Regions from separate parts of the Homo sapiens genome. Here region 2 is linked to region 1. Evidence: chromatin loops called from intact Hi-C (ENCODE). Cell type or tissue: heart left ventricle. All regions are shown on one strand. Each heading gives the region's core, and the rest is flanking DNA. Links, peaks and the distances in the headings are about the cores only. Region 1 overlaps ZNF423 (zinc finger protein 423). Region 2 overlaps ZNF423 (zinc finger protein 423).

The links. A loop is a pair of places that touch in the nucleus more often than their neighbours do. Peaks named below come from ENCODE experiments on the same cell type or tissue, not always from the same donor. Only the 100,000 strongest peaks of a DNase experiment are listed, where the experiment ranks them.
Region 2: it touches region 1 in a loop (2.8-fold over the local background); 2 of 110 quality-filtered maps call a loop at or near these places.

The regions. Positions count from the first base shown.
Region 1 is chr16:49,708,013-49,723,784 of GRCh38, forward strand. All of the region lies in intron 3 of ZNF423 (zinc finger protein 423), which reads right to left. It also overlaps the pseudogene MRPS21P7. Among named protein-coding and RNA genes, the nearest start is that of ZNF423, 140 kb to the right of the region's middle. RefSeq lists enhancers at 4,171-4,738, 4,739-5,305, 11,656-12,157. In heart left ventricle, for the core only: no CTCF peak of the experiment used is centred there; no DNase peak of the experiment used is centred there.
Region 2 is chr16:49,645,232-49,661,003 of GRCh38, forward strand. All of the region lies in intron 3 of ZNF423 (zinc finger protein 423), which reads right to left. Among named protein-coding and RNA genes, the nearest start is that of LINC02179, 190 kb to the left of the region's middle. RefSeq lists an enhancer at 2,792-3,991. In heart left ventricle, for the core only: no CTCF peak of the experiment used is centred there; a DNase peak (open chromatin) is centred at 7,400; H3K4me3 peaks cover 932 bases; H3K27ac peaks cover 1,485 bases.

The sequences.
Region 1 (15,772 bases), core at 5,631-8,130:
CTGGAGTTCATTGCCAGGACTGTGATGTTACAGAAAAGGACCGTGAAAGGTGCGTGCGGGACCCAACACAGAATCGTGGCCATGAATGGGCTCGCTGAGGACATTCGACATCAGCGGTGCCATGAGAAGCCATGCCACCAGCAACAGGGGAAAGCTACGGAACCTGCCGGCAGATCTACAGCATGGAGATGGCTCCAAAGATCAACCTCTTGGTGGAAAAGAACTGGCTGGATCGGCGGAGCTGCTGAGCCTGTGGATACGACACCCACCACTTTTTTCTTTTCTTTTTTTTTTCTTTTTTGAGGTAGAGTCTTACTCTGCCCCCCTGGCTAGAGTGTAGCGGCAAGATCTCAGCCCACTGCAACCTCTGTCTCCAGGGTTCAACCGCCTCAGCCTCCCCAGTAGCTGGGATTACAGGTGTGTGCCACCATGTCCAGCTAATTTTTTTTGTATTTTTAGTAGAGATGTGGTTTCACCATGTTGGCCAGGCTGGTCTCAAACTCCTAACCTCAAGTGATCTGCCCGTCTCGGCTTCCCAAAGTGCTGAGATTACAGGCATGAGCCACCATGCCCTGCTCTTCCTTGCAGAACTTAGCTCCAACTCTACCACCTCAGGGACCCCTCCCCGACATCCTCCACTGCCCACATGCCACAGGGACCCAACACGTGCTACCCGCACAGCCTTTCACAGGCCATGGATGTACCTTCCCCTAGAAGCACTTGCGGAGGCTGTCATTTTCCCACTGCTTGTCTGATTCTTGGACTAATGTCTGTTCCCCCCAGCACACCCTCAGCTCCACAGTGAGGACAATGCCTGCCTCCTCCTGCTTCAGCACAGGGCATGGGACCTAGTAGGTGCTCAGTAAATATTTGTTGAATGAATGAATGAACTAATAACCCCATGAATGAATGGGCGGGGGGTAAAGATTCACATTACAAACTTGCTCTTCAGTGAAACAGAAAGATCCATCACTGAGCTCCTGGGAAGAGCTGATTTCCCTAAGGAATTCAAATAGTTATTTCAGCAAACATTTACAAGACACCTACTATGTACCAGGCCCTGAGGACATAAGGATGAACAAGACAGGCCTTATCCTCCAGCAGCTCGGCCCAGAAAAGACAAACGCATAAAAAACTCAAACGTTCAGCAGCCGTTTATATATATATATATGAAAACGGAGCTTCGGAGCCCTGGGGGAAAGCCAAGGAAACAAAGCTGACTTCAGAAGCACCATCATTTCCTGCCTCTTGTCTCCCCCAACCATCCCTCGAGGTCAGGACGCTGCTGTTCTCAGCAGGTGCCACCCTGCTCGGTGTAACAGAGGCACACAAATCTGACTCTTCCCTGAAGCAGGGGTTCTTCACAATGACATCATCTTAGTGCCCGAGAGGCTGCCTTTTTTCATGGAAGACACGTTTATCAGGTTCCTACACCACGCCAGGTACGATGCCAGCCACTCCAGGTATGGAAACGAGACCATGGTCCCCGCCCTCAACAAGGGGTGCATCTAGTTCAGCAGCTCTCAGCCAGGGGCAGCAACCGCCCTTCAGGAGCATTTTTCAAGTGCCACTGCTATCGTCTGAATGTTTACGTCCCCCCAAAATTTGTATGTTGAAACCTAACCAAGATGATGGTATTAAGAAGTGGGGCTTTTGGCGGGTGATTAGGTCATGAGGGTTCCATCCCTACGAGTGCGATCAGTTTCCTTATCAAAAAGCCCCAACATAGCTTATTAGTCCCTTTTTGCCCTTGCACCAGAGGGCACATAGAAGTCTCCATCTATGAGGAGTGGGCCCTTACCAGACACGGAATCTCCTGGCACCTTGATTTTGGACTTCCCAGCCTCCAGGACTGTGAACGACAAATTTCTGTTGCATGTAAATCACACAATCAGTCTCAGATATTTTGTTATAGCAGCCAGAGCGGACTGAGGCAGCCACAATAATCAGGGAGGTTGCTACTGGCATCTAGTGGGCAATGCCAAGGATGCTGAATGTCTTGCCAAGCAAGGAACAGTCCTCAGAATGAAGAATTATGCTCCACTACATGCCACATGTAGAACAGTTGAAACTCTAGAACAAATCTATCAGCCTAAAATAAACCAACAAACTCTCCCTTGACTTGCACACAGTTGCTAGAGATAGCGAGCCAAAAGTACAAATAACAATAATGACAATAATCTATAGTCCGAAGAGGTGACCTGCTCGTCATGTCTAGTTTTGGACCCTAAAACACCTCAGCTCTCACCAAAATTCTTCTTCCACACTTCCCAGGTCCTCCCTGCCTCCATAGTTGGCCTATCCTTCCTAAAGTCCTTGCTACTCCGGTGTGGTTCAGTAGCATCTGCATCCCCAGGGAGTTTGTAAGAAATGTAGACTCTCCGGCACCCCAGGTCTGTTCAAATGGAACTGCATTTTCATAAGATTCCAAGTGATCATAAGGACCTAAACGCCTAAGAAGCACTGCCTGAAGTCACTTCAGGGCCGACTCTGGCACTTTCTGCTCAAAAGTCACCAGGCGGCAGAAGTAGTGAGGGAGACTCCATCCCTGCATCCTCTCCATCCCCGGCATCCTGGTGAGATGGCACAGCACCTCTGTGCAGAGCAGCCGGGTGCCACTGGAATGACAGGTGGCTCTTAATGGTGGGAAAACAAGAGAGGGGACTCCACAAAAAGTCAAACAGGTGTCCAGCCTTAAGGAACCCACCTGGGGAAGATTCTCATTTAAGCTCCATACCAGTCAAGAGGTGACAACACGTGGCAATGCTAAGGAACACTGTTTAATTCCCGAGGGGCTTGCCAGCCTGAGAGGACCCAGAATGAGTGTAAAATGAGGTTGCAATGTCTCCCTCAGCACCAGACAACACCTGTGCCCCACCCCCAGGCTTCACTTGGGGACATGGGGCTCAGATCCAAGTCTTATTTCAGGGTTTCTCTCCCAGCTGCACCAGAAGCTGCCGGGTAGGCAGGTACTGACTCCCCTCTGTGGGCCCCTCAAGCACAGTATGTAAAGCCAAGTTGGTACTAGGGTGACGACTGTGGAACGGGGTGAGATGGGATGGGATGGGACAGGATAGGATGGAATGAGAGGGGTGGAATGGGATGAGTAGAGCAGGTGGGATAAAATAAGATGCAATGGAACAGAATGTTGGAATGAAGGAAAGAGAAGGTTACAGAGGCTGGGCCCAACGATGCCCCTTCTCCTTATCAACCATGGAAAAAAGTGTTCCTACAGGGAGACGTGTACAAGAATGTTTACTATAGTGAACAACTGGAAACACCCTAAATACCCCCCACCAGGGGCCTGCTGCATAAAGCACGGGGCATCCACACTACGCAAGCCCCACAGCAGCTAATAAGAAGTAGGGAGATGTACCCGCTGAGGTGAGAAGCTCTCTGAGGTCTAATACTAAATGGAAAAAAAGCAAGTTGCAGAATGATAGATCCAATATGGTATCATTCATTTTTTAATCAAAAATCAATATAACATTGTTTCTGTGGATACACATAACACTATATTTCACTGAACGTAAGACACCGTGGATGGTAAAATGCACCATTATTTTACAGACCACTGAAAAAGAAAAACAAAACCCACTGTCAATTAAACCATGACAAGCCACTAGTTGAAAGATGCACCTCAATTTCAGAAATGTTAAAATGTGTCTTAGAATCTATGAAATACAGTATTACGTAAAGGTGTAGGAGAAGGTCTGGAATCAAGAAAGCCAAAATGGTAATAACAGTAGTTAACAAGGGGGTGGGGACAGCCTGAAGCCTATCTTTGAAATTTTTACAAACAGAATACATTTATGGCCAGACGCAGTAGCTCATGCCTCTAATCCCAACACTTTGGGAGGCTGAGGCAGGAGGATGGCTTGAGCCCAGGAGTTCAAGAGCAGCCCTGGGCAACACACGGTGAGACCTCGTCTCTAGAAAAAATAAATAAATAATTTAAAAATTAGCCAGAAATGGGGCCACATGCCTGCAGTCCCAGACACCTGGGAGGCTGAGGCAGGAGAATCGCTTGAGCCCAGGAGGCTGCAGTGAGCTATGTTCACACCACTGTACTCCAGCCTGGGCAACAGAGCGAGACCCTGTCGCTATTTAAAAAAATAATAATAATAAAGAATACATTTATGTATTACTGTGATATTTGATCACATTTAATTGTTTTAAAATAATGAGGGAAGGCCTTCTCTGCTCCTCACTTGGAGGCAAAGTGATGCTGATAACATAGGGGCCTGCATTGGTCACAGAAGGAACGGGCGCCCGCACTGCTAATGCACGGTGGGGCTCGCGTGCCTGAGCAGGTGGGGTGCCGCAAAGCTTTGTGAAGAGGAGAAAAAAAGCTCTTAGGAATGTCCAGAGGGGAAAGTGCCATTGGAAAAAAAAGAAACAATAGAAAGAGAATTTGATTTCGGGAAACAAACAATTCATAATCCACTGATAGAGGGCTACTCAGGGGCTGAGGGTTGGCCCCCAAAACAGCTCCTTCATCTCCCCTCACTGCCCTCTGCAAAAGCAGTTTGGAAAGTCATAATGCCATCCTGAATGCATCCCTCGCTAGGGACCTCCTCAGACTCAAGCTTCTAATTCCACCTTAATATCCAATTCTGTGTGTCAGGGACGGCTGAACCTCGGCCTGCAGCCGCCACATCACCTTGCCCTGCACACAAATAAAAATAGCTTTGGTGCTCAGAGCACCGGTTCCCTTGTCTTATCCTCTGGGGGTCCCGGGAGCGGCGCGATCCGCGAGTGGAAACCACGTGTGATGGAAATACATAATGAACAAAGAGGCTCCGCGGATGCATCCTTGACCTTCCTGCTTTTCCTTGACCTCTCCACTGCCATTGTCCCTATGAAGCCACAAACAGAATGACACCGTCGTGCAGGTGACAGCCACAGAATGCCTTCCATTGCCAATTTCTCCAGGAGTTAAGCAGAAAATGGATTTAATCAGAATGATAACTGATTCATGTCGCCATTTATGCAAATAAAGTTTTGGCAGCTCAGGCCTCCATTTGTACACCTCCACTTGCCAGGCGCTGGGCCTCCAGTCTGACAAATCTGCTCCTCTGCTCCATCATCTGTGGCCTTACAGAGCAAGACCAAAGTGCTGGCAATTGGCTTGTCCCAGGAAAAGGGACCACCAAAAGCTAAAAGCCCACAGTCACCTGACATAGCCTCAGGGTCCAGGAGAAACAGGGCACCACCCACTCCCCCACACAAATCACACAGGAAACTGCTATAAACTGGGGCTGATCTCCAAAATCTGACTTCTGAGCATTTGCTCATCCGCAGGATCTAAGAGAGCCCAGGGAGTGGGGTGGGTACAAAGGATATTTGCCACTGTCCCCTCTAGATCCGCCCCCACCTTGGTCCATTCCTGCTCTGTGTTCCTGCAGCGACTGCAGTGGGGGAGGAGACAGATTTGGGGTAGTTATTCTCCCAGCCTCTGCCCTGCCCTGCTGCACCCCTCTCCCTCAGCAGCCTCCCTACAGCCAGTCTCTCCAGGTGGCCTAAATGCCCCTCCCCGCACCCTGGCAGGTTCTCAGGATGATGCCCCACTCCTGGACAGCTCCCCTTCTTCCCCTGCCCGCTTCTGCAAATGGGCCCTTTATTAAATGCTCCTCCATCTCCCGGTTTGAGTGCGCCATCTGTTTTCTGTTGGGACCCTGACCAAGGGGGTATTCTTTAAAGAATTTTTAAGTAAATATGTCTGCAAGGTGTTTGTTGAGACTGTGATAAAAAGGCATTCGAGGAAGCAGTGTGAAAGATGCCATCCGTGAGACTGGAGAGACAGAAAGTCAGTGATCAGACACGCAGGCCCAGAGAATGTGGGCGAAGAGGGAATCTTCCAGTAACTCACTCCCCCGCTGCCAGGGCCCCCATCCCTCCCCTGTGATCTGGCTGTGTGGAGTCAATGACCAGTGGCTTTCTCCCTGCAACTCCATCACGCCTCCCACAGGGCAGACAAGTCAGCCCGGCAGTGTGGTAAAGGAAGGAGGAGAGAGTGAACCCACCAGGCACAGTTGCTTCTGAAGCCCAGCTCTGGGTCTCTTGCTTAACGCCCCAGCAGTGCTTCTCAAATCCCATCCCCAGGAGCCGGAGCATCTTCCTGTGCCCTGCAGACGGCTCATTCTCCCAGGAGATCATGGGCTCCGAAGGGCGGGAGCCAATTGTATTTATTCATCACCTCACACATGATGGTATGACGGTATGACGAAGCACCCGGTGCTTACCTCCTTATTATCTGTTTCCCCAACCAGGGCAGGGATCTGGTCTACTCAGGGTGCTGCTATATTTCAACACGCAGCCAGGGCCTAGTACATACTAGGAGCTAAATTAAAAACTGATGGGGCCAGGTGCGGTGGCTCACACCTGTAATCCCAGCACTTTGGGAGGCCAAGGTGAGCAGATCACCTGAGGTCACGAGTTCAAGACCAGCCTGGCCAACATGGCAAAACCCCATCTCTACTAAAAATACAAAAAATTAGCCAGGTGTCTGTAATCCCAGCTACTTGGGAGGCTGAAGCAGGAAAATTGCTTGAGCCCGGGAGGTGGAGGTTGCAGTGAGCCAAGATCTCGCCACTGCACTCCAGCCTGGGAGAAAAAAAAAAAAAACTGATGAGGCCGGGTGCAATGGCTCACACCTGTAATCCCAACACTTTGGGAGGCTGAGATGGGTGGATTGCTTGAGTTCCAGATCAGCCTAAGCAACATAGTGAAACCCCATCTCTACAAAAAAAAAATTAATTTAAAAATAAAAATGGGTGGTCTGAAATATGAACTGCCCCCTCCACTGAAGACCGAAATGCACCCTGGGGTTTGTCCCGCGGCCCCTGCTCTCCAGCCCCCAGGAAGCCATGGGAAGAGCCATTTCTGGAATGGGAAGGGAGGTGTGAGTTGGGTGTGGCTTGGTGGAATTTGAGGAGGGGAAGGCTTCTTTCCAGTCCCGAGGAGACGGCCCAGCTGCAAGCCCCCAAGAATTCCTGGTGTTCGTGCCATCCAAGGGAACAACTTAGCACCACCCAGGCCACTTCCAACAAATCACTGAGTAAGTATTCCCTGAGCATTTACTATGCACCAGGTCTGCCACAAGGCCAGAGACAGGAACAGGCATGAGGGAGACAGCACAGGACGGGACTCCTAAGAGGGTCACCTTCGAGTGGCAGAGACAATAATTCAAAAACATCAAGCAATCACTGCCATAAAGGAAATAAATGGTGTGATGTGTTTGGCGTTGAAGGGAGCCGCTGCTGCAGGAGACGGGGGAGGGTGTCAGCAAGGAGGGCCGCGCTGAGGAGGTGACCTTGGAGACACAGAAGGAAGTGAGAGAGCTATCCACGTGAAAAGCTGAAAGAACACCCGGGGAAGGCAGGTGGTGCAAAGGCCCTGCAGTGGAATGAGCACGGCCTGTTGACGGCTCAAGAGGAGGAACTGAGGCCGGGCACGGCAGCTGGCACAAGTATCCCAGTGCTTTGGGAGGCCAAGGCAGGAGGAGTACTTGAGGCCAGGAGTCTGAGACTAGCCTGGGTAACTTACCAAGACCACATTTTTTCAAAATTAATATAAAATACTTAGCTGGGCATGGTGGTGTGCACCCATAGTCCTAGCTACTGGGGAGGCTGAGGTGGGAAGATGGCTTGAGCCCAGGAGTTCAAGGCTCCAGTGAGCAACAATCGTGCCAGTGCCCTCCAGCCTGGGTGACAGAGTGAGACCCTGTCTCCCAACAACAAAAGCCAGACACAGTGGCTCACACCTGTAATCCCAATACTTTGAGTAGCTGAGGCAGGAGGAATTTTTGAGGCCAGGAGTTCAAGACCAACCTGGGCAGCATAGAGAGACCCCATGTATGCAAAAAATCAAAAAAGTAGCTGGGCACAGTGGGGCATGGTGGTGCAAGCCTATAGTCCCAGCTACTCGGGAGGCTGAGGTGGAAGGATTGCTTGAGCCCAGGAGGTCGATGCTGCAGTGAGCTGTGATAATCAAGCAGGAGGAGGAGAAGCCGCAAGAGGCACAGGGCCAGGCAGGGGAGTGGATTCATCCCCAGGGCAGTGGGGGAGGAGCAGAGTCAGATGCAAGCTGTCCTGAGGACAGCGGAGGGCAGTTGAGGAGAAAAGGCTGGGTACAGGCTGGGTGCCCACAGGCAGATGCCAGCCATTGCCCCTCCCAAGTCTCCCTGCTGCCTGCCCCTCAGCCACCTTCCTTCCACCTACCTCCCACAACACACCCCACCAACCCTCAGAGGGGTCAGACCCGCTCCAGCAGATCTGACCTCATCACCCCCATCATGAGGCAGCACCAACCTGCTCAGCCAAGCCCTTGGAGAGGCTGAGACACTCCATATCCAAGGGCGGGGACAGAGGTGCAGGTGTGCTCCCCCAAGCTGGCTGCCATTCCCCCACCTGCAGAGCCACCTCGCCTGCCTCAGTCTTCCCACATGCACCCTCATACCCATGACGTCATTTCCAAAGGCAGCCAAATCCTAGCCAGTCAACTCCAAAATAAAACTGTTTAACACAAAATGAAGCATTTTATAATCCCCTGTACATTTTTTCTCTGAGTTGGCACAGAGTGTTTAAAAACACTGCCAAAACACTCAACCAATAGTAGCGCTTTATTTTAGACCAGTGCCAGAGTTAAATTTCCTTGCTCTTTTCCTGTTCCGAATCCCCCGCCTCTCCCTGCTCCCCGGCTTTTGCTGCGACACTAGAAGCAGTTCCTCCTGATCGCCCCTCTGAGCCACTAGGCCAGTGGGCTGGGGTGCTGGGGAGGCTGTGACCAGAGGAAAGTGGAATCCGCATTACGGGATGATCTGCTGGGAGCACTCCTTGACCTGCAAGCCCCAGTCAGCGGGAGATAAATTTGGTTGGTTTCTCATTTTGTTTGGGGATGTTCTTTATTTTTCTGTATTAGGGTGTCATGTTAGGGATGTCAATCACAGGATCTCAAGGTTTGAAGGAACCTGATAAATCCACATGCCCATCTCTCAGCCCCAAGCCTGCATCCCACTCTCCTCCCCCGCCACCCTCTGATGTGTTCATCTCCAGGCTTGCAAAGACTCTCACCAACCAAAACATCACTCCTTACACATAGGCCAGGCAGGTGTCCCTGGGGACTTCTGGAATTGGTCCTGGTCTGGCCCTTGGAGTATCAACATTAATGGAGAAAGGGGTGGACAGGTCTCATCCCCACTCCCCCACTGCCCTGGCACACAGAGGCATCTTACCCAGAGGCAATAATAAAAGCATCAGCCACTCAAGCCATACCTTCACCATCATAGGAACAGGCCCCCATGGAACTGGTAGGGCTGGCTGGACTTCCAGCCAAGCTCTTGCCTACCCCTCAGTTCAGGAGGTCAGGTCACCTGCTGTCTAGGTTAAATGGCCTCAGCTCCTTCTCTCTTCAGGCTGCTTCTGCGGCCAGCATCCATCCCCACTTCTTCTGCTAGCAGCACCCTGATTTCCTCTGGGGAAACTTTTCAGGTCTGCTATTCAGAGCACTTGACTTGACCTGAGCCAAAAGCCATCATGGCATTCCTCAGAGCCAGGAGATGCAGGAAGACTGGGTCCTTCGCCCTTCACTGGAGTCCCTGGATTCAGCTGCACCTGAAGATAGTCCTACACCTAGGTTTCTATTTACATGAGCCAATACATTGCACTGTTTGATTTCAGCTGGTTAGGATTTGGTTGTCTGACACTGGTCGGCAGGGAATCCCAACCTTCCAACTTGCAAGCATGACCCTGAGATCTCTCCTTCTCTGTCCTCCCTGAACCACTCCCTCCAGCAACACACAGAACAGACACTCTTTCTGCTTCTGCTGACATAGCGTCAGAGCACAGTAAATAACCCTTTGGCAGTGAACCGGCTCCTGTTCTTCATTTCCACACCACTCATGCACACATTGGCCAGTACTGAACTACTGGACTACCCCACAGAGGGAGGGGACCAACCAACTCATAGGAGTACATTCAAGAATCCCCTGGCCAAAGTTATCGAGGGGCCCAGTAAGCTACACAAGGGCAGGAACTGTTGTCTGTTTTGCTCACCCAGTGCTCACCCAGTGTTTTGCTCACCCAGTTCCCAGCACACAGTAGATGCTTTTAAAAAAAGCCTCTGTGGCTGGGTGTGGTGGCTCACACCTGTAATCTCAGTACTTTGGGAGGCCAAGGTGGGAGGATCACCTGAGTCATGAGTTCAAGACCAGCCTGGCCAACATGGTAAAACCCCTTCCTACTAAAAATACAAAAATTAGCTGGGTGTGGTAATCCCAGCTACTCAGGAGGCTGAGGCAGGAGAATTGCTTGAACCAAGGAGGTGGAGGCTGCAGTGAGCCGAGATTATGCCACTGCACTCCAGTCTGGGTGACAGAGTGATACTCTGTCTCAAAAATAAAAGATCTGTGAATGAACGCACACGTGCCAGGGGATGCTGTGGTTCTAAGGAACACACTTCTCTTTCATCCGTTAAGTTTGCTTGTTCCTTTGAGTGCCTGGAATTGTGGAGTAAGGAATGGAAGAAGAGAGCATCAACACTTTTCAGCTCTGTCTTAAGTCTGTTCAGGCTCATATAACAACAATACCAGAAACTGGATGGCTTCTAAACCACAAATGTTTATTGCTCACAGTTCTGGAGGCCGGGAAGTCCAAGATCAAGGTGCTGGGAGATTCTGTGTCTGGTGAGGGCGCATTTCTCATAGACAACACAGTCTTGCTGCGTCCTCACATGGTGGAAGGAGCTGGGCAGTCCTCTGGGTCCCCTTTTGTAAGAGCACTCATCCCATTCTTCCAGAGCCTTCATGACCTAATCACCTCCTACAGGCCCACTGCTTAATACTACCACATTGGGGATTAGATTTCAACAAACGAATTTGGGGGAAAAGCAAACATTCAGACCATAGCCAGTTATAATAAAGGACTCTTCTAGAACAACTCCCCTCTATTTGCCTCTTTTACCCCAAAATCAGGTCAGGATCCCAGCTGGAGGCTATTCCTATCCTCACCCACAGGCATTTCTCAAAGCTTTTGCAAACCTCAAATTGGTAGTAACCGAGATTGATTACTCAGGGAACACAATTTTCAGATCTTTATGCCCAACAGAATCCAGAATTAGCACAAGCACCTCCAGGAGAAAGGCAGCAGGGCCTCTCTGGGGGGCTCTGGCCTTTGCTTTTCCCGCCCAGGGGTGAGACAGAGGATAAGGAGGGCAGGAAGTGCCGGCCTAATGAAAAAGCAGACCTGACGGGAAAGGAAGAGCAGCTCCACGTGACGGGCCCTGAGCTGGCTCAGTGACACTGAGGTTTTAGAGCTATACACTAATACACTGGGGGAAAAAACTTATTATTGAAATATCTACAGAATAAAGAAAAGACCTTGTTAGTGCAATTTTAGAATACGTAGCTGCATCCCTCTTTCTCCCTCTGGCTGATGGCAAATGATGTGGTTTTTTGGTAACACTTGGGTGATATAGTCTGGCTCTGTGTCCCCACCCAAATCTCATGTGGAATTGTAATTCCCAGTGTTGGGGAAGGGGCCTGGTGAGAGGTGATTAGATCATGGGGGCAGATTTCCCCCTTGCTGTGCTGGTGATGAGTGAGTCTCACAAGATGTGGTTGTTTAAAAGTGTGTGGCACCTCCCCCTCACCCTATCTCTCCTGATTCACCATGCTATGATGTCCTTGCTACCCCTTCACCTTCCGCCATGATCGTAAGTTTCCTGAGGCCTCCCAGCCATGCTGCCTGTACAGCCTGAGGAAATGCAAGTCAATTAAAAACCTCTTTTCTTCATCAATTACCCAGTCTCAGGTAGTTCTTTATAGCAGTGTGAAAATGAACTAATATACTGGGTTTCTCAGGAACGCACGAGAGAGGTTCAGCATAGCTGGCTGATTTCAGAGTTGCCTCTCAACACCATCTGGGCACCTGAGCCACTCAGGCTCAAGGCTCCGACTAACTTGGTGGCTGCCCAGCCTCTCTCCAGCCTGGCCTGAGACCTGAACATAATATTGTAGGGGCCAAGCCGCTGGTGGATGCCACGAGGGCTTGACACACCATTACCCCACCTTCCACCTCCCAGAGCACTGCCCCCAAAGGACCAAGCAGCAGAGGTTCAGGGGGACCATGGCTTTATGGAACACCCAAGGTGGGGGCACAACTTCTATGAAGTTTGTTAGAATTCAAGGGTCAAAGTCACTCTTCCACAAGATGCAAACAAAGAAAAGGTCCAGTGCAAACAGTGTGAGGTCCGTGGGTCTGGAGACCTCAAAGACAGTGAGCTCGATGTGGCATTCCCAGAAGCACCCATGAGCCAGGCAGGAGCTGCATATACACGGGCACCTCCTGCCAGAAAACATGGGTGCCCTGCAGGCTGCACTAGTCCCCTGTCCACCCTGGGAGCTGCAATCCCACCCCCCACCAGCAGTTAGCAGATAACCTCAGAGAGTGCTGGCTAAGCTACCACCTCCCTGTGTGACCTGGGACAAGTACTACCTCACTAAGGAGCCTGGTCCAGTCAGTGCCCTGGCTGTGTTTGAGAGACTGGTTCTGCCATTGTTTCAACCACATTCAAACCAAAAAAGGTTTGAGGATATACACACCAAGGATTCTGCTTCCCTAAAATTCTAAGATTACCTGACTAGACACTGTCAAAAGCAAAAGTATTGGTTATCAATTGATAACTGATACCTGACAATCTGGCATTTCATTGCACTCTTTTACTACTTCCTGTTTGTCTGCATGTAATTCCTACCTCCTAAAGAAGATGTCTGTGGCTCCTGACCACCATTCAGGGGAGCCCCTCCCCAGCTCTCAGGCCCAGTGGTCTGCATGGAGCTGCCCTGATTCCCCGCACCCAACCCTGACCCTTGCTAACATGTATGTTGTCTCCCTGGCCGCATCATGGGCGGGGGTGAGTCTTGGTCCTGGCCATTCTACAGAGTCAACCTCAGGACTTCTACCCTGGCAATGGTAAGAGGCTGCTCATTCCATTGTCACTGCTGAGTCGAAAAGGTGGAGCCTGGAGGTGCTGGGGCACCTCTGCTGATGTACACACGGTGATGGGGTTCATGTCAACAGACATGGGGCAGTGTCTCTGGAGGCCCTGGAGGACCAAGCTTGAGGCCAGCCTTACATCTGCATTTCTCAGTTCCTGGAGCCAATGAATCCTCTATTTTCTGCTTGTCAATTTGAGCCAAGTCTCTATGCAGATAGCACATTAACTGAGGACCAACTATGTGCTGGCAGCCAAAAGGATCACAGCAACTTCATCCTCCAGCTAGACTATACATTTCCCTTAACGGGAATGAATGAACACCCATGCACAGGCATTCACGGCCCCGAATACACAGCAGGTATGGTATCACTGCTTGCTGACAGGTGCCCTCTGGAAACTCCCAAGATGAAATGGACAACAGCAGGCTGGACCCAGACCACACCGGGAACACATGTACAACCAGCCTAAAGGCCAGTTTGGTGTACATCCTGGGCCCAGGAGGACACCGGAAGCTTTGGCTGCTGCCAGGAAGGTAACAGAAACCGGGGACAGCCCACCTCGCTCCCCAAGAACCATCTCCAGAATCAACCCCCAGGCTCATCCCAGGGGCTTTGTACAGCAGCAACACCCATCGTGCCAGGCGCCACACTGGATCCCACTCTGGCGCACCCTTGGAAACCAAAGAATCCAAGAAGCTCAATTATTCAGAAAATCATGAAGGTGGTCAAGCAGGCTGGGTAGGAAAGAAGCAAAAACCTCCTCCACTTTGGAGAGTCCTCAAAACCTCCAGAAAGACACATAGACTGTAGACACATAGACACGGTCTATGCCTTTTTTCCCATGGAAAACACAAGAAATGCAGAATCTTCCCACCTTGACCCCTGCCTTCTATATTGTTAATTTGTCATCCAATTTTGGGGAGGTTTACAGGCCCAACAGTGTGATAACAGCATTCGCTCTATGTAATCAAGTCAAGGGAGGGATGCTCTGCAACCTGCGGACTTCGCAGGCGGTGAATAAAAATGTCAGCAACTAAGAAACAAGTCCCCACCACCACCACATTACCACCAGGAAGGAACCCAAGACACAGCTGTCTGAGCCAAGACTCAGAACCACCGTCTATGCAGCCTGCTGGTTCCCCAGCTTACTCCGGATGGTTCCCCATCAGAAGCCATCGGAGGGCAGGGGGCAGGCAATTTAGGGAAGGCTTCCACAAATGCCACCAGCCAAGCAGACCCAGGCTGGCCGGTGGTCCACCCTGCCCATCCACTTCCCTCCCAAGTGGAAGCCTGCTAGCAGGTCAGCATCTTCCTGAGAGCTATAGAGAATAACGTCTCTGTTCATCAAAGCCCCTCTTAAGGACACTAGAGAAGGAGGCTGTTTAAAGACCACCACAGCACTTCATCACACAAGTCAAAGCATCCTTTTGTGAAGTGAACACCTTCTCCACTGAGCTACCTTTTATAATAGCCTCCACATCCCTAGAGCCCAGAGGGTCCCTGCTAATAGCACACACTAAAGAAACACTTATTGTATGAACGAACCATCTCTTCCATCTCTAAACTTACCCTTCTGATTATACATTAATTGAGGACCTACTATGTCCAGAACTTCTGTTTTTTCTATCTCATATCCCAAAGCACTGTATCCATGGCATTTCCACTTTTCTTACTGCACACACCCCTTTGCCTTGCAGGAGGGCTGTAGCCTCCTTAGCCCCAAGAACAAACATTCCTTGAGCACCTACTATGTGTTCTAGCCACAGGCCAAAGCAATCCTGCGGAGAGGGAAGAGAATAAGACCCCAAGCCTGGACATCATGGAACACAACCTGACCAGTGAGATGGTGTTGGCAAACTTTTTGATCTGTGCCATTCTGGTATTTTTAAAATGGTATTTCCTTATGGTTTAAATTTGCAGTTCCCTTACTATAAACGGGGTTCTAATTTTTTTTTTTTTTTTTTTTGAGACTGAGTGTCACTCTGTCGCCCAGGCTGGAATGCAGTGGTGTGATCTCGGCTCACTGCAAGCTCCGCCTCCTGGGTTCATGCCATTCTCCTGCCTCAGCCTCCCGAGTAGCTGGGACTACAGGCACCCGCCACCACGCCCGGCTAATTTTTTGTATTTTCAGTAGAGACGGGGTTTCACTGTGTTAGCCAGGATGGTTTCAATCTCCTGACCTCGTGATCCGCCTGCCTCGGCCTCCCAATAAATATTTTTTAAATATTTAGGATCCCACTAGTATTTCTTTCTCTGGTTCCATTTCTGTCCATTTCTGTAGTTTGCACATGGGAGATATTCAAAACATCTAACCACCAGTGTGGCACCAATGGATCAGAGACGGTACAGACCTTGGGGAAGGCCAGGCATCTCAAGCAGGCTTGGCTGTGCCTCAACCTAGCCTTTGCCATGTTTTTTTGTGTTGATTTATTGGCTATTTTCTTAGCATTTGTAGGAGTTCCTTACACATTAAGGAAAACATCTTTTGCCTGTGATATGTGTCCCTGGCTTGATTTACTGTGGTTTTCACAATGTAGAATTTTTTTATTTTTATGTAGTTGAATGTTTTGACTTTGGTTTTATGGCTTCTGACACTGGGGTTATATTTAGAAAGGCCTTCCTCACTCTGATACTATTGAATTAAAATATTTAAAAGCTCTCTGTTTTCTTTTAGTATTTTAAAGTTTTCTTTTTATGTTTAGATTCCTGATCCACTTGGGATTGAGTTTGGTGTCAGGAGTGAGGGAAGGATCCAATTTCCTTTTTGGGGGATGGCC
Region 2 (15,772 bases), core at 5,864-8,363, 63 kb before region 1:
GAATCACTGTGGCCCTTCCCTAAGCTCAGAGGAATGGGACCCTAGACTCAGGAACCAACTACCCAATCCCACATGATACAGATGGAAAAGCTGAGGCCCAGAAAAGAGAAGAAAACTTACAAGCCCAGCTAATTGGTAGTGGTTGCCTAGAATCCTGTGTTCAGAAGGATTCCAAGGCCTTATCTCAGGTCCAAAGAAATGAGTGCTGCAATCAACTGATGATGTCTGCCATGAGCAGAGACATGTAGGAATGGAATAGTCAAAGGGCACTGAGCAAACTGGAAAGAGGAGTCTCCTGACTCCCAATGCTAGATGCTTTTCAGGTTTCCTCTTCCAAAAAAGGAGCTGTCCATTCTCTTTGAGAGATGAGGCTTTGGTGTTCCCAAAATCCTGTTGGTCACAGAGAGACAAGAGGCCCTGACAGATACCGTATGATATGGTTTGGCTGTGTCCTCACCCAAATCTCATCTTGAATTGTAGTTCCCATAATCCCCACTTGTGGTGGGAGGGACCTGGTGGGAGGTAACTGAATCATGGGGGTGGTTTCCCCCATGCTATTCTAGCGATAGTGAGTAAGTTCTCATGAGATCTGATGGTTGTATTAAGGGGCTTCCCTCTTTGCTCAGCTCTCATTCTTCTCCTTCCTGCCACCATGTGAAGAAGGACATGTTTGTTTCCCCTTCCAACATGATTGTTAGTTTCCTGAGGCCTTCCCAGCCATGCACAACTGTGAGTCAATTAAACCTCTTTCCTTCATAAATTACCCAGTCTTGGGTATTTATTCACAGCAGCATGAGAATGAACTAATATACTGTAGAACTGTGTTGGAGTCTGGAGAGGAATCTCCAGCCAGATAGGTCAGCTGTGACATCAGCTGATGGTGAGGATTGCCCAAAGTGGACACAAAGCAGCCCGGACAACCGAGGAGAGCCAGTCAGTGTTTCCTAGAGCCTGGGGTAATAAGAGCTGCAAGACCTGAATATGCTTCAGGGCACACTGTAGATTGTGGTTCCCACAGAGGTAGCCAGAGCCTAAGCAGGTGGCTTTCCAGACACGAAATGATCCAAATTGAGCTCAAGGGGCATCTGGGCATATTCCTGATCACTTCTTGGGAAACCAGGGGTACTTGCACACACCTGATGCCAGAACTAGCCATCCATCCCAGAATACTCCTCAACTCAATTACATCCCTGCCTGTAAAACTAGCATCAGTGTATTGAGGGCAAGAGAGGGTGCATAGCTCCTCCCTCATCTTATTTCACTGATGGAGAAACTGAGGCAACATGACAAGTCACAGGCAGATCCAGTGGTTACTGTTTATGGCACATTTTCTTTTCTTTTTCTTTTTTTTTTTTTTGAGAAGGAGTCTCGCTCTGTCACCCAGGCTGGAGTGCAGTGGCACGATCTTGGCTTCCTGCCACCTCTGCCTCCTGGGTTCAAGCAATTCTCTGCCTCGGTAGGAATCCTGAGTAGCTGGGATTACAGGCACCCACCACCACACCCGGCTAATATTTGTATTTTTAGTAGAGACAAGGTTTCACCATCTTAGTCAGGCTGGTCTTGAACTCCTGACCTTGCGATCCACCTGCCTTGGCCTCCCAAAGTGCTGGGATCACAGGCGTGAGCCACCACGCCCAGCTGTATGACACATTTTCTATGTGCCAGGTCCTTTGCCAGCTTTTTCTCAATTGATTCTCACACATTCCCTATGAGGTAGGTACTATTAACAACCCCTTTTTATAACTGTGCAAAGTGACACTCCAAGAAGGAAAGTAACTTCTGAGCGCACAGACATTGCAAGTGGCAGATGCCCCCACCCACTTACTAACCACCAGGCTACACTGCTTCACCAGGCCCTGGAGCCAGTCCAAGGCCCATATCCCTGCTGGACCTGCTCCCTCTTTCTTGAGGTCCACCATGCACAAGCACAGTACCAGGCCCCGTGACTTGAACCAGGTACAGGTCTTAAGCTTTACAACCCCACCTGCCATTGAGGCAAAGTCAGTGGTGGATGACCAGGCTAGGCTGGGTCTGATGCCAAGCACTAATGAATGTTGCTGGCCTCTTTCCTCACTGGATGGCAGGTAAAGTAGCCTGCTGCTTAAATAGCCTATGCAGAAGCAAACCTGGAGATTGTGGTAGGCAGAATAATAATTACCCCAAAGATGTCCAAGTCTTAACTTCCAAAACATATGAATATGTTACGTTACATGGTAAAATGGAATTAAGGTTGACAATTGGCTGACCTTAAAATAAAGAGATTATCCTGGATTATCCACATGGGTCTGTTGTAATCACAAGGGTCCTTAAATGTGCAGGAGGGAGGCAGAAGAGGAGGTTGAGGTGATGCAATATGAGAAGGACCCAACCAGCAATTACTAGTATTGAAGATGGAAGGAGGCCATATGCCAAGAAATGTGAGCAGCCTCTAAGAACTGGAAAGGCAAGGAAATGGATTTTTCCCTAAGAGCATCCAGAAAGGAATGCGGCCCTGCCAACACCTTAATTTTAACCCAGTGACATCTGGGTCAGACTTCTGACCTACAGAACTCTAAGATACTATTTTTTGTTTGTTGTTTTAAGCCACTGTGCTTATGGTAATTTGTTACAGCAGTAATAGCAAACTAATACAGATTTTGGTACCAGGAGTGGGGTGCTATGAGAACAAATACCTAAAATCATGGAAGTGGCTCTGGAATTGGGCAGCGATCAGAGGGTAGAAGAATTTTGAGGAGTATGATTTATTTAAAAGCCTAGGTAACCTTGAACAGATTAATGGAAACATAGATATTAATGACTCTGTTAATAAAGACTCAGAAGAAAGTAAGGAACACATCAGAGAAAACCTAAATCACTTTAGGAAATATCTAAATCATCATGAACAGACTATTAAGAGAAATATGGATATTAATAAAGGCACTGACAGTGAAACTGAAGGAAGGGGGATCCTTGATACTTGGTGGCAGAAAGCTAAGTGAAATTATGACTCACAGTTATGTGGGAAGCAGAACTTTCATGGATAAACTTGGATACTTAGCTAAGTAGATTTCCAAGCAAACTGTGGAAGGTATGGGCTGGTTTCTTCTTGCTGCTAAAAAGAAAAAAGATTAAGAAAAGAACTGTTAAGCAGGCCAGGCGCAGTGCTCACGCCTGTAATCCCAGCACTTTGGGAGGCTGAGGCAGGCGGATCACCTGAGGTCGGGAGTTCGAGACCAGCCTGACCAACATGGAGAAACCCCGTCTCTACTAAAAATACAAAAATTAGCTGGGCATGGTGGCACATGCCTGTAATTCCAGGTACTCCCAGCTATTCAGGAGGCTGAGGCAGGAGAATCGCTTGAACCCAGAAGGTGGAGGTTGTGGTGAGCCAAGATCATGCCACTGCACTCCAGCCTGGGTGACAGAGCAAGACTCCATCTCAAAAAAAAAAGAAAAAAGAAAAAAAAAACTCTAAGAGATTTACTTACAAGAAAGCATGCTCCGGAGAAAAAGCTGAAGGTAGGACTGCACATATTGCTAATATCTCAGGAAAATCAAAATGCCAGAGTATTGAGTATTCAGTCACAACAAAGGCTCTTTGGTGAGATTAAGGGTGTGACTCACAGATCTCCTAGATCAAATTAGAGAGCATCTAGGAAATTTGGGGGTATTGCTCTGGAGCAATCTCAGCAAAAGACAAAAGTAGAGAAGGGATTATCCAGGAAATATCTGTAGAGGACCATCTTGAATAATGGAGAAAATACCCATGACATACACAGGAGACTCACAAGGTTCTTGAAAAGTTTATACTGACAGAAACACTGCCAGCTTAAACCAAAAAGGACAGAGAGAGTACAGGATGAAAGAAGTCTGTTGGACACCCAAAACTTCACAAGCAGGAAACAGGTTAATAAAACTACTCAGATGAAAGTACATGCTACCTTTCATGGGGAAAAAAGGGATGACTAAGCGGGCAGAACCTCAAGCCCAGAGGGTGGAGCCATGAGCCATAGTGGATGAGATCACTACTGGACCAGGTTCAGATTCCAGAACTGTGTAACCATGGGCAAGCATATCCCCTCTTTGTGCTTTCATTTCCCCATCTCTTGATAGAGAGAATCCGACGAACAGGTCTCTAAGAGGCTTTGTAGCTCTTACAGTCTGTTATCACTTAATGATGTCTGTGCCTGCCCTGGGTACAGAGTAAGTCTCAGGTGGTAGGTATCCCAGCTCTCTACTATCTCCTAGTTCGGGTGGTTTTTTAATTCAGCACATATTTAGGATGCCTGCTCTAAATATCCAGTTTTCCAAAGGGTGTAGAGGTACCCAGCATTCTTAGGTTTCTATGCTCTTATCTGTCCAATCTCCGTGTCAATTAATTACTGTTTAAACATTAAACACTAAAGAAACCCTTTACTGCTTTGAAGTACACACACACACACACACACACACACACACAGGGAGAGAGAGAGAGAGAGAGAGAATCCCTTCAATTGTAACATCAGTACTGCACCTAGATATCTGACAGGAGAAGTGTAAAGGATTAAGTTTGACCCCTGGGACATCAAAAGTCCACCCTGGGAAAGGAAAGGGATGAGGCTATTGGAGGTTCTTTCCTCAGAGGTAAGCCAAGGAGCTCCACAAAGGTGACCAGAAGCTGACATGGCTCTTCCTGAAATCTCGAGTTAGAATTATGCTATTAGCAAAAATAATAGCAGCACCTATTCACTCATTCCTCCTCCAGGGAGCTGAGAGTTTCTTACGAATGGGATCTCATCATCCCCAAAGTATAAGCAAGGAAAAGTAGGGATCATTCCTTCGGTTTGGGAGAAAAAAGACTCAGAGGTCACTGGACATCTCAAAGACAGAGACTGACCAGGCCTGCCCTTCTCCAGCCAGCTCTGGGGGCTGCTGAAATGCCATGTGACAGTGAACAGCTGCCACCAAGGCCCTTAACAAAACTTCCAGGGACTCAAAACTTAGCTTAGGCTGCTAAGCTTGAAGAAACTCAGTCAATTGCAGGGAGACGTCAGCCCTGAGGGACAGCAGAGCCATGAGTAAGAGTGTGCACTGGCTTGCTCAGCCATCATTAGCTGTGAGACCATGGGAAAATTACTGCCCCTCTCTGAGTGCCCATGTCCTGGGGAAACTAAAAGTAACTACCTTACAAAGTGGTTAATGTTTACATACTGCTAAACATTGGATGAACATTGGCTAAATAAGATAAAGGGGTTCCTAATGTAACTGACACTATTATCATTCATCGTAAATCCCATAATCTACAGGGCATTTAACATTTTGCGCAGCACCTCACACCCATTATCCATTTGACATCTGGAGCAACTCTGTGCAGTGGTGGTGGTCATGGTGGTTTTGTTATTGTTATTATCCCCATATTACGAGTAAGTGGGGGGCCACACACCCAGGCATCCTGGGATGGAACCCAGCATCCCATTCAGTTAGTGAATCCCTCTCACCCTCATAAACAGCTGAGCTTACACAGTAAGTTGTGTGGTCACCCCAGTAATGAGGAAAAAGAACAGAGAGGTTAGGTCACATCCTGACATCACAAAGTGACTGGAAGAGCTAGGCCTGAACTTCCAACCCAGGGCTCTTAGCCAGCTGGACTGGGAGAAATGATGCCCTGAGCAATGGGTCATAGGTCATCATGGCTGTCCTCCCACTGGACAGTCTGGGGGCCACCCAGTTATCAGTATTAGTGATTTTGTGAAAATGCCAACATTTACAAATCAAGAATTCCCAACTTTTTGTTGTTGTTGTTCCTTAATTCACAGTCACTTTTGGCTTTTTTTTTTTCTTTTTTCTTAGAGACAGGGTCTCCCTCTGTCACCTAGGCTGTAGTGCAGTGATGCAATCATGGCTCACTGCAGACTCAACCTCCTGGGCTCAAGCGATCCTCCTGCCTCAGCTTCCCAAGTAGCTGGGACCACAGGTGCGTGCCACCATGCCTGGCTAATTTTAATTTTTTTTTTTTTGTAGAGACAGGGTCTCTCTATGTTGCACAGGCTGGTCTCAAACTCCTGGCCTCAAGGGATCCTCCTGCCTCAGCCTCCCAAAGCACTGGGATTACAGTCATAAGCCACCACGCCTGGCCCACTTACGGTTTTTCTTGAAGGAGAAGAAGGCCTGGGAGCACAGACTCTGCATCTGGCATGTGGAAGATGGAGCTCAGCTGGGGCTTCTTGGAGGAGGGACCCCCACCCCCCTGCATGCCCAGCACCCCAGGACTTCCCTCACCATTAGGGGGTGTCCCGGGCCTTGGAGACATCTGTGTTTGCCTGGTGGCTGAGAGCCGGCAGCAGGGCTTAGACTCCCAGCTCCCCCACTTACTATGTGTGTGACCTTAGCCAAGTGAATGACCCTTGCTCAATTTTACAGATGGAGAAACCTGTCTCAGTTTTCACATCTGTAAAATGGGGATGACTATTTATAGACCCAACTATAGAGTTGTTTTAAAGATGAAATCAGTGAATATCTGTAAGGCGTTATATATGACAAATGTTCTATAATGCCTAAAATAGTCACTGGCTACTGGCTCCCAAATCACCATAAGGTGGTCACAGGACAAGGAGAGGCTGGCAATGGCTGGAATGGTTTGAGGGGACACAAGACACAGTGTCACCTCCCTGAGCCCTGATTGATAACCAACAGGGTCTAAGCTAAACCTACAGTTACCCGTGCACAAGATGGTTTTCAAACAAAGCAAACTCAACCTGCCAAAATTCTCAGAGGGCCCCTGCCATTTACAATCCCAGGACATCAGCCCTGAAAGGAGCTTCAAGACCCCTCATTATACAGATGGAGCCCAACGCTCTCATTACACAAACAGAGAATCTAAGGTACTGGGAGCCATCCATGGCTTGGATGTGGGTCCCTCAGCTCATGGTGGAGGGGGTGGGGGATGAGGCTCAGACTCCCAGAACACTCCCTCCCCCGCCCCCACATGGCTGCTGGACATGCAGGGCAAGGACGCGTCCACCTTTCCCCTTGAAGCCTCTGACCTCGCAGAACACACAGCCTGCCAGGCAGCTCCATCCCTTAGACAAATTTACTTAGCACTGATATTGAAAATGCAATTGAGCTCGAGTTTTATTGCAGAAATTAAACAGACTAGGAAAGGGGAAAAAAAAAAAGCCAGTGCTCATCAGCTCACCCGAGAGCTGGCTGTGATCAAACTTGCTAAAGAGGAGCCTAGTGATCAACTCCTGCCAGCAAGGAAGAGCCCCCCAAGTCTGCCCCTACAAGGGACTCCCCAGGGGCACGAGGAGCTCAGGAGCTCCGGAAGGTTCTCCTGCCAGCCTCCTGGCGTGGACCTCCTGCGCACCCTGACATCGCCTGCCCGCCTCTTCACAAGGAGTTGGCGCCTTGTGAAGTCATCTCCGTGAGCTTCATGAAGCAACACCGCCAAGGGCCTGAGCAAAGGGCGCTCTGCTCCACTCGAGTGAAAGCAAAATGCTTTCGGGGTTGAATCACTGTTTTTCTTGACTCCCTTTGGAGATCGGCAGAGCCCACATTCGGCCGTGTTCGTGGACCTGGGACTGGAAACAGCTGCGCTCTAATTACATGTAAAGTGTACCAAAACATCCCTTTTATCACAGACTGGAAATCTGTTAGCATCTGCCTCTCCTTTGTTTCTTCCACAAGATACAAGCTTGTTTCTACATTTTTCTCACCTGTAGCAGTGATTAAAATTCATTATAAATGAAAGGAGTGAACAGAGAAACAAGTTCCTCTGTGTACCGTTCTAAACTCAAATTAGAAACAGCTGTTTGCTAATTCATGCAGTGATGTTTTGTCGTGCTCTGTGAATCAATAATAACTCACCCTATTGCTGCAGAAATTTTTGGATAATCCACATATTTAACGCGGCATTGGATTCTCCAGGCAGGGCTGCAGCGGCAAAACCTCAGGCGGGTGGGAGGGGACTTGGGGTCCCCACTCTGGAGGCGTCCCCTGCTGCCCAGACAGAGAACCCCTAACTCAGAGCTGCCCAGCACCTCTACCCACTACACAAGTCTTGGGAGGACCTGAAGGAAACCCTGAACAGGCGCCTCATCTCCTTCCCTCCCCAAGAACCACCAAAAAAAAAAAAAAAAAAAAGAATTCAACTCTGATTAAACGCAAACCACACACATCCTCCAGCCGCCGGAGGGAACAGCAAAATTAAAAGTCTAATTGGTACCCGGAACAATTTAAAACTATTAAGTATAGGTGAAGCTTTTCTGTAAGAAAATAATCCTCTGATTGGGATTAGGCATGTTTGGATAGCATTTTTCCCATCCACACATTTTAGCTGCAGAAGTTACAGCTAAGGTCTGGACATGCTCAGGAGCCTCTGAGAAGTGTTCAGTCATCCCCTTTGCCACCTCCAGGGAAAGGGGTGGGTGGGGTGCAGAGCTGCATCCCCATCTGATGGCTTAGAGGGAAGCAGATGCTCTCTCTCCTTTGCAGGGAGGGAGATGGACAACACTTTTGGAGGCTTGTACTGCCACTGTGGCATGCCAAACCTACTCTATCCTGGCTAACACATGCCCATCCTTCAAGACACTGCCTCCCGGAAGCCTTCCCTGACTGCCTCTGTCATCCTCCCTGACTTCAGGGCACTACCTGTTTATATTTGAGTGGTTGGGGTGTCCCTGTGTCTCCTGCATCTTTCTAGGTCTGGGGCATTGTCATAGTGAACCACTTTTTGAACTTCAGACTGGTAGCCTCTGCAGAGCCCTTTCTGTGGCCAGACACAGTGCCAAGCTCTTCGTAAGCTCCATTTTGTTAAACTCTCACCTGCATCCTATGTGGTGACCACTACCACCATTAACCCCCATCTTACAGATCAGACATCTGAGACATAGAGAGGGCGAGGGCCCTGACTTCCACAGCAATTAAGTAGAAGGAGCTTGGAATGACTCCATAGATCTCCAGAAAGCCATCAAGACCACCCACTGTCATCAAAGATGTATACCGAGCATGCCTCACCTGCTCCAGCTCCTGAGCCTTCATTCAGGCCATGGTGGTCACTGCCCCCGAAAGCCCAACCCATGACTTGGGGGCCAGCTCTGCCCACCTCCCCAAGCATCTCACAGGTGGTGGTGGGAAGGGTGGTCTCCTGCATGGCTAAGAGTAGGTCCTCATTTCCTCCTTTCCTGGTGTTCATCTGGGCCTACAGAAGATGGCAGTCCAATACGTCCTGGGGGGCGTAGAGCACAGGCCCCAGGCAGGGGCATGGACAAGGAGCTCATGCTGTCCCTGCAGGGTTGTAGGGAGCTTTCCCTTAGCCAAGGCCACTGGGTGCCAGAAGCTCCAAGCCCGGGAGGGCTGGGAATGGAAATGCACAGATGAGGTGCCATCATGGGAGGCAGGAGCACTCAAATTGGGCTTTGAAGAAGGAGTAGGAGCTCCACTGATCTGTGTTCTTCCAAACATGGGCTACCTCCCATTGGTAGGACCCGTGATCATTTTAGGGCGCAGCCAAGATGGTCTTAAATAACCCTGATGCACAAATGAGAAAGTTAGCGCCCTTTCCATTCTGTTGTCAGCCTTCAGATTAGGCCAGGGAGAAAGGCTGTCTCTAACTCCTCTCCAGCATTTCAGCAAAAGAGAGGGCAGAGTCCACGCTTAGCATTTCCAGAACACAGCAGCTCATGTCTGGAATAGTGTGAGCATGGAATTTTCTTCGGTTTTGTTTTTTATTTACTTTTAAGGTTACTGTCATCTTACAGTAAATGATACTGGTTTTCCATTTGCAGAATTAAGTAAATTAATTAATTTAACCACAAAAGAGCCAGCAAAGACAAATACTAGGTGAATCATAGCATCAGTGATACTCAAATGTTGCAAGAATCACAGTAGAGATATGCAAATGACTAAAGCCTGGGACCTCCAGATACAGAGAGATGGGAGGAGAAGGCCTCCTGGGAGAAGCAATGGCGGGAGCCATGGCTGAAGCTTGGGTATCAGTGGGAGAAGCAGCTTAGAAGGTGCAATGAGAGCCCATCGTCAAGACCTTAAATACCAAGCCAAGGAGCCAAGAACTCCATTCCACAGGCCCTGGCAACCACCAACACTATCTGAAACACTAGCTCATGAGTAAGTGGGATCTGGACTCCCCAGCCCAGGGCTCTTTCTAGACCTCCCATAACTCCAGGTCTGCGAATGACTGAGAGTTAAACAATCACTAGCCTATAAGCAGAACCCATTTCAAGGAAAACAGTGATCAGTGACCCCAACGACCCAGGGCTCTCAACAGCCAAGATCAGGTGCCCCTGCAGGAGAAAACCCCTGCACAATCAGCATGGGGTCCCCTTCCACGTGGGGGCTGAACACTCAAGTCACTGTGGACAGCAGAAGTATCAACTCCCCTCACAAGGATCCCTGCTGGGGCACTGAGGGGGATGGGCGCACCACCTTTCAGTGAGTCCAACCCAGCCAGCTTTTCCTCCACTTTTGGAATAAATTGCCATGTCCTCTGTGTGAAAGAGCCAAGGTGTTCCCAAATACACACCATGGACCTCAACATGCTGAACAGGTGTCTGCTCCCACAGGAGGGGAGTGTGGAAGCCGAAAGCCCAGAACAGCATCCATCTCACGGTCACTTCGCCCCTGAACCCACACCACTGAATTATTTTTCTTCCACAAACCCACGCAGTCATTCCCTTGCAGAGCACATACAATTGAAGCACTGAATGCTAAGTGGGTGCACGAGGTAACTCCAGTGGGGTTTTGTTCATCGGGTCCAGGGCAAGTCTCCAACTCTCCAAGTGTCTGTCCCACCTCCCTCTCTCCTCCCACCCCCACCCTGGCTACCTAGGGACCCGAGTCAAAGGTCTTCTGACTTCCAGTCCTCCATCCCATCTACACTGCAAATCCTTCTGACAGTGGTGCCCCACGTTGGGGCAGTGTAGGTGAGACGGAGGACTGAATGCAGCTGGTTTATGTGACTTTCTTACCAGAGATGCAGACAGAGGAAGCTCTCAATGCGAATAAAGAATGGGCAAGCGGAGGCCAGGTGCAGTGGCTCGTGCCTGTAATCCCACACACTTTGGGAGGCTGAGGCGGGTGGATCACCTGAGGTCAGGAGTTCAAGACCAGCCTGGCCAACATGGTGAAACCCCGTCTCTACTAAAATTATAAAAATTAGCCAGGTGTGGTGGTGCACGCCTGTAACCCCAATTACTCGGGAGGCTAAGGCAAGAGGATTGCTTGAACCCAGGGGGCAGAGGTTGCAGTGAGCCAAGACTGTACCACTGCATCCAGCCTGGATGACAGAGCAAGACTCTGTCTTAAAAAAAAAAGAAAAAAAAAGGCAAGTGGGTAAATGGATGACCAAGTTCATCTTATAATTTTCCCAAAAGCCAGTATCAGAGAAAACCCCATAATGCCTCCAAGCTAGAACTCTGAGCTTAGACCAACTGGCGACACTGAAGAATAATTAATAGATTATACTTTGTATTCTATATCATACATTGCATATGTACGTATAGGTCTAATCAATGATGTTTATTAAGTGCCACATATTTCTTGGGTGTTTGATCCATGTCACGTGTTGTCTCATTTTATTTTTTGTCTCCAAGAAAAAAAATGAGTTGTCTCATTTTAATATTCACAGCAATCTGATGTGTTCCTATTACCAGCCCCATTTTATAGATGAGAAAACTGAGGCTTATAAAGGTTAATTGACAGGCTCAGGGCCTTACAGGTGGAGATGGCCTAGCAGGGCTTTGAACATGGATTCCCTGACCTCAGAGGCTGTGTTCCTAACCACCGCGGGATATGAGTTTATGAACCACCATGTCCCAGGGAAAGAGAGGGAGTGACACCCGTTCAGGGGCACAAGCATTCTGCCAAGGAGGTGGCCTCCCGTGGAGCCCAGCCTGACAGGATGTCTGGATTGGGTCCGTATTCTCAGCCTGGACACCTCTCAGGGTGACACGCTCCTTTGGCTGGAGACTTCCACAGACAAGCGGCACACACTGTGTGACCTCAAATCACAGATCCCCTGCTTCTCAGTCAAATCCCATCCAGGACCTAGCCCCAGGGTCCCACCCCAAGTATCTGGAGGATGGAGAAACTCCCCAAAAACACTCCCTGTCTCCAGCCATGTGCCAGGTGCCCTCCAGCAGCTCCAGGAGACAGTCATGAGCTTGGTCCAATTTTATGGAAGGGAACGCTGAGGGACAGAGGAACTCAGGGACCTGATGTGTGCATCATGGCCAGTGGCCCCCTGGGAATTCAGCAGCTGCAGGGACAGTCTGAGTAAAAGAGCCTGAGGCCCCACCTCCAGGTGTCTGCCTGTCTCAAGTCTGACCCCAAAGGGAGGGGAGGTGATGCCCCCAGGGGCAACCTTCACCTAAAAGGGCCTGGAGCCAGTGGGCTCCTCTGAAGACCATTCCTGGGGCACCCTGCAGACACGAAGGTTTTGGCAGTTTCAAGCCCAGTGGTCTACAGCAGCAGGCTCAACACTGCACCCCAAAATCGGCCTTTCCCTGGCCCTGTCTCCTCCGTCCTACTTCCTGGGAGTGCCTCCTCGCCACATATGTGCACTAAGTCCTTGCTTCAGGCTCTGTGTTCAGGGGTCCTCCCTGCAACACTGACTAAGGTACAACTGCCACAGATGGTGGTGTCAGACTTGGAAGCCATGTCTTTCAGCCTGCATAGCCTCCTCCACAGCCCCTAATCTGCACCTGCCAGGATTTGCCATGCTCAAGTCACTGAGAGGCCACCGTCAGGGTCTGTGTCCTATACTATTACTCAACCTTGTCCTTTCAACGACCTCAGGACTAACAATGTCAGGTACCCAAGTGTAATCCTAAATCATGATATTGATGAAATCATGAGTATGATGTTTTTGTAATGCCCATTAAAATAAAGATGTAATTGGGTTAAACATGCATGAACCACCAGAAACTGGGCTGGGCAGCCCTAGATGTGGCGCAAGTCCTGCTGCCCTGGCCCATACTGCAGTGACTGCAGCTCTTGGTCTGTCCCTCTCCCCCTCCAGACAGGGCAGTGCAGGGACGAGGGCGCACCTTCATAGCTGCTGTGTCCCCAGCACCGTGCCTGGCCAGAGGCAGGCAGGAGAGAAGAGGTGGGCTGGGCGCTGCAAGGAGCCCGGGGCCTGAGGAGGGCCAGGAAGAGAAGAGCCAGAGCATTTTCAAGGATGTGCTGGGCTAGCCAGGCGGCCCCTCTGAGGGCCCCACTCACCCCTAAACTCATCCAAATCTACAACACGACAGAGGAAATTCCAATTTTCCCGATTTTCATGTTTCCACCCCTAGAGTAATTGTCGTCGTGGACTTTGTAGCTGGGCTGTTGAGCCTCATGGCTGAAGGCTGCCCCAGCCCTGCCCGTGATGGGCAGGAGATGAAAACGACTCATCAGGCCTGGGGAAGGCTCTGGGATATGGCAGCAGCAGCAGAGAGGCAGCCACCTGGCCCTGGACCACCACGAGGAGGAGGAGTTCCAGTTTGTTTGGCCAGCACGTCAGGTCCCTGAAGGCAGCTGTGGCAGGGCATTCCCCTGACTGGATTCCGGAGTGTGGGGCAGGGCCCCTGAAGTCCTAGGCATCAAGGCTGGGGCATGTGGGTCCCCCACCCTTTCCCAGCATCGCTGACTCTTTCCTTGGAACCCCCGCCCCAGCACCCTGCCTGTCCCTGCTTTCTCAGCCCGAGTGGCCACCACCTCCTCCCACTGGAACCAGGCCCTCATCTGTGTGCCTCATTATGTGCTCCTGCTCACAAACAGACCTGAATATCAGCCACACTCACCAGACACTTCCTACGTGCCGGGCTTTCTTAAAATCTATATTATTTATTTACTCACTCATATTAGTCTTTGATGTTTTACTTGTTTTAGCGGGGGGTGGTTTGGGTTTTTAAATTTGAAATAGAGTCCCACTCTGTCGCCCAGGCTGCAGTGCAGTGGCGCAATCATAGCTCACTGTGGCCTCAACCTCCTAGGCTCATGTGATCCTCCCACCTCAGCCTCCCAAGTAGCTGGGACTACAGGTGTGCCACCACTCCTGGCTAATTTTTTATATTTTTTTGTAGAAATGAGGACTCGCTATGTATGTTGCCAGGCTGATCTCAAACTCCTGGGCTAAACCAATCCTCCTGCCTCAGCCTGCCAAAGTGTCAGAATTGCAGGCGTGAGCCACTGTGCTCGGCCGTTTTACTATTTAATGCATTTAAGCCACACATAATCCTTTCACTAGACCCCCCATTTTACGATGTATTGTGCATTGTACACATCGGGATACTGAGGCCCTTGAGGTCTGAGGGAGGGACTTGCCCCAGGGCAGAGTCCGGCAGAGCCAGGAGAATCTGGCCACCTGACTCATCAGCCATATGAAATGTTGAGATGTGGGGTTTATGGGAAACACACCCCTGACACACATACTCTCAAGAGGAGGCCGGGTGGACAGTGTAATGCAGGGGAGAGAGAAACTGATGGAGAGCGATCAGTCACCCCAGATCCTGCACATGGCACACGAGGGGCTTCAGGTGCCCACCGCTGCAGGCACTGGTACCCTCCTCATAGAGGGGTCTGGGAAGGGGAGATGCCACCCCCAGCCCAGCTCAGGCTGACGGCACCCCTGTGGGTGGTGCTGGGCCTACAGTCTGCCACAGGCAGCTCCACGGTCCCCAAATGGTCCCCAGCTCCTCCCAGCACCCAGCACACAGTAGGCCCTCAATATTTGCCAAATGAGTCAATGGATGCACACTTTAGTCAGGCCACTCGTCAGGGTGGGGTGCAGGGCCAGAAGGGAGCTGCACCTTCCTTCCTCCTCCTCCACCCGCAATATACCTCTCAACCACTTCCCTTATGCTTTTTTATCTTCTTCCAAGAATGTGATTAAGGTTTCCTCACAGGTACTCCTGGCTTCGAACTGCCTGGAGACAATTCTGATAAGCCCTGGATTCCTGGATCCCTGGATCCCTGGGAGCCCCCACAAGGTGCCTGGCAATAACTATCTGCTCAATGACTGAATGAATGAATGGATGAAAGGGTACCTGGCCTACGGGAAGCTCTTGGTAACTGTGGCATGAATAAATGAATAAATGGATGGATGGATGGATGAAATACTGAAGTCCAGGGCTTCGTCTAAAGGAGGCACTTGAAAACTATGGTATGAATGAATTCAGAATGAGAAAATGAGAAAACGAATGAATGAATGAATGAATGAATGAATGAATAGTCTAATCACAAAGAAGCAGCAAGGAGCCACTCAAGAGGCCCCTGTAAGGTGGGGCCTAGGAGTTGGGGACAGAGCCTCCAGCTGGAAGCCAGGGAGTATATAAGCCTGACCTGACCACCCTCCTGACCACCTGGGTCCAGTGGGGCTGCCCCCAGCAGAGCCTGTCCAGCATCACCAAGGTCCCTCGGGCCCCCTCTCATTATGGCAGAATGCAATTACTCCAGTCTTCAGTGGGGTCTGAATTTGTTATGATTTTATTTGAAAGAGCCTCTTGGAGCCAGGGAAGCAGCAAGGGTGTGGGGGTCAGGAAGCACGGACGGAGGCAGAAGGAACAGCTCAGCTACACAGCCTCAGCCTGAATCCCAGAGAAATGACATTAAAACAAAGGAGACACAGAGCTGGGGCAGGGTGTGGGGGGATGGGGGGGGAGCTTACTTATTCAGACCAGAGCCAAACAAATGGATAGATTTAATAAGATAATAAGCTCAGATTCCATGCTCTTAAAGATACAGACTGGGGCTGGGCATGGTGACTCACACCTATAATCCCAGCACTTTGGGAGGCCAAGGAGGGTGGATCACC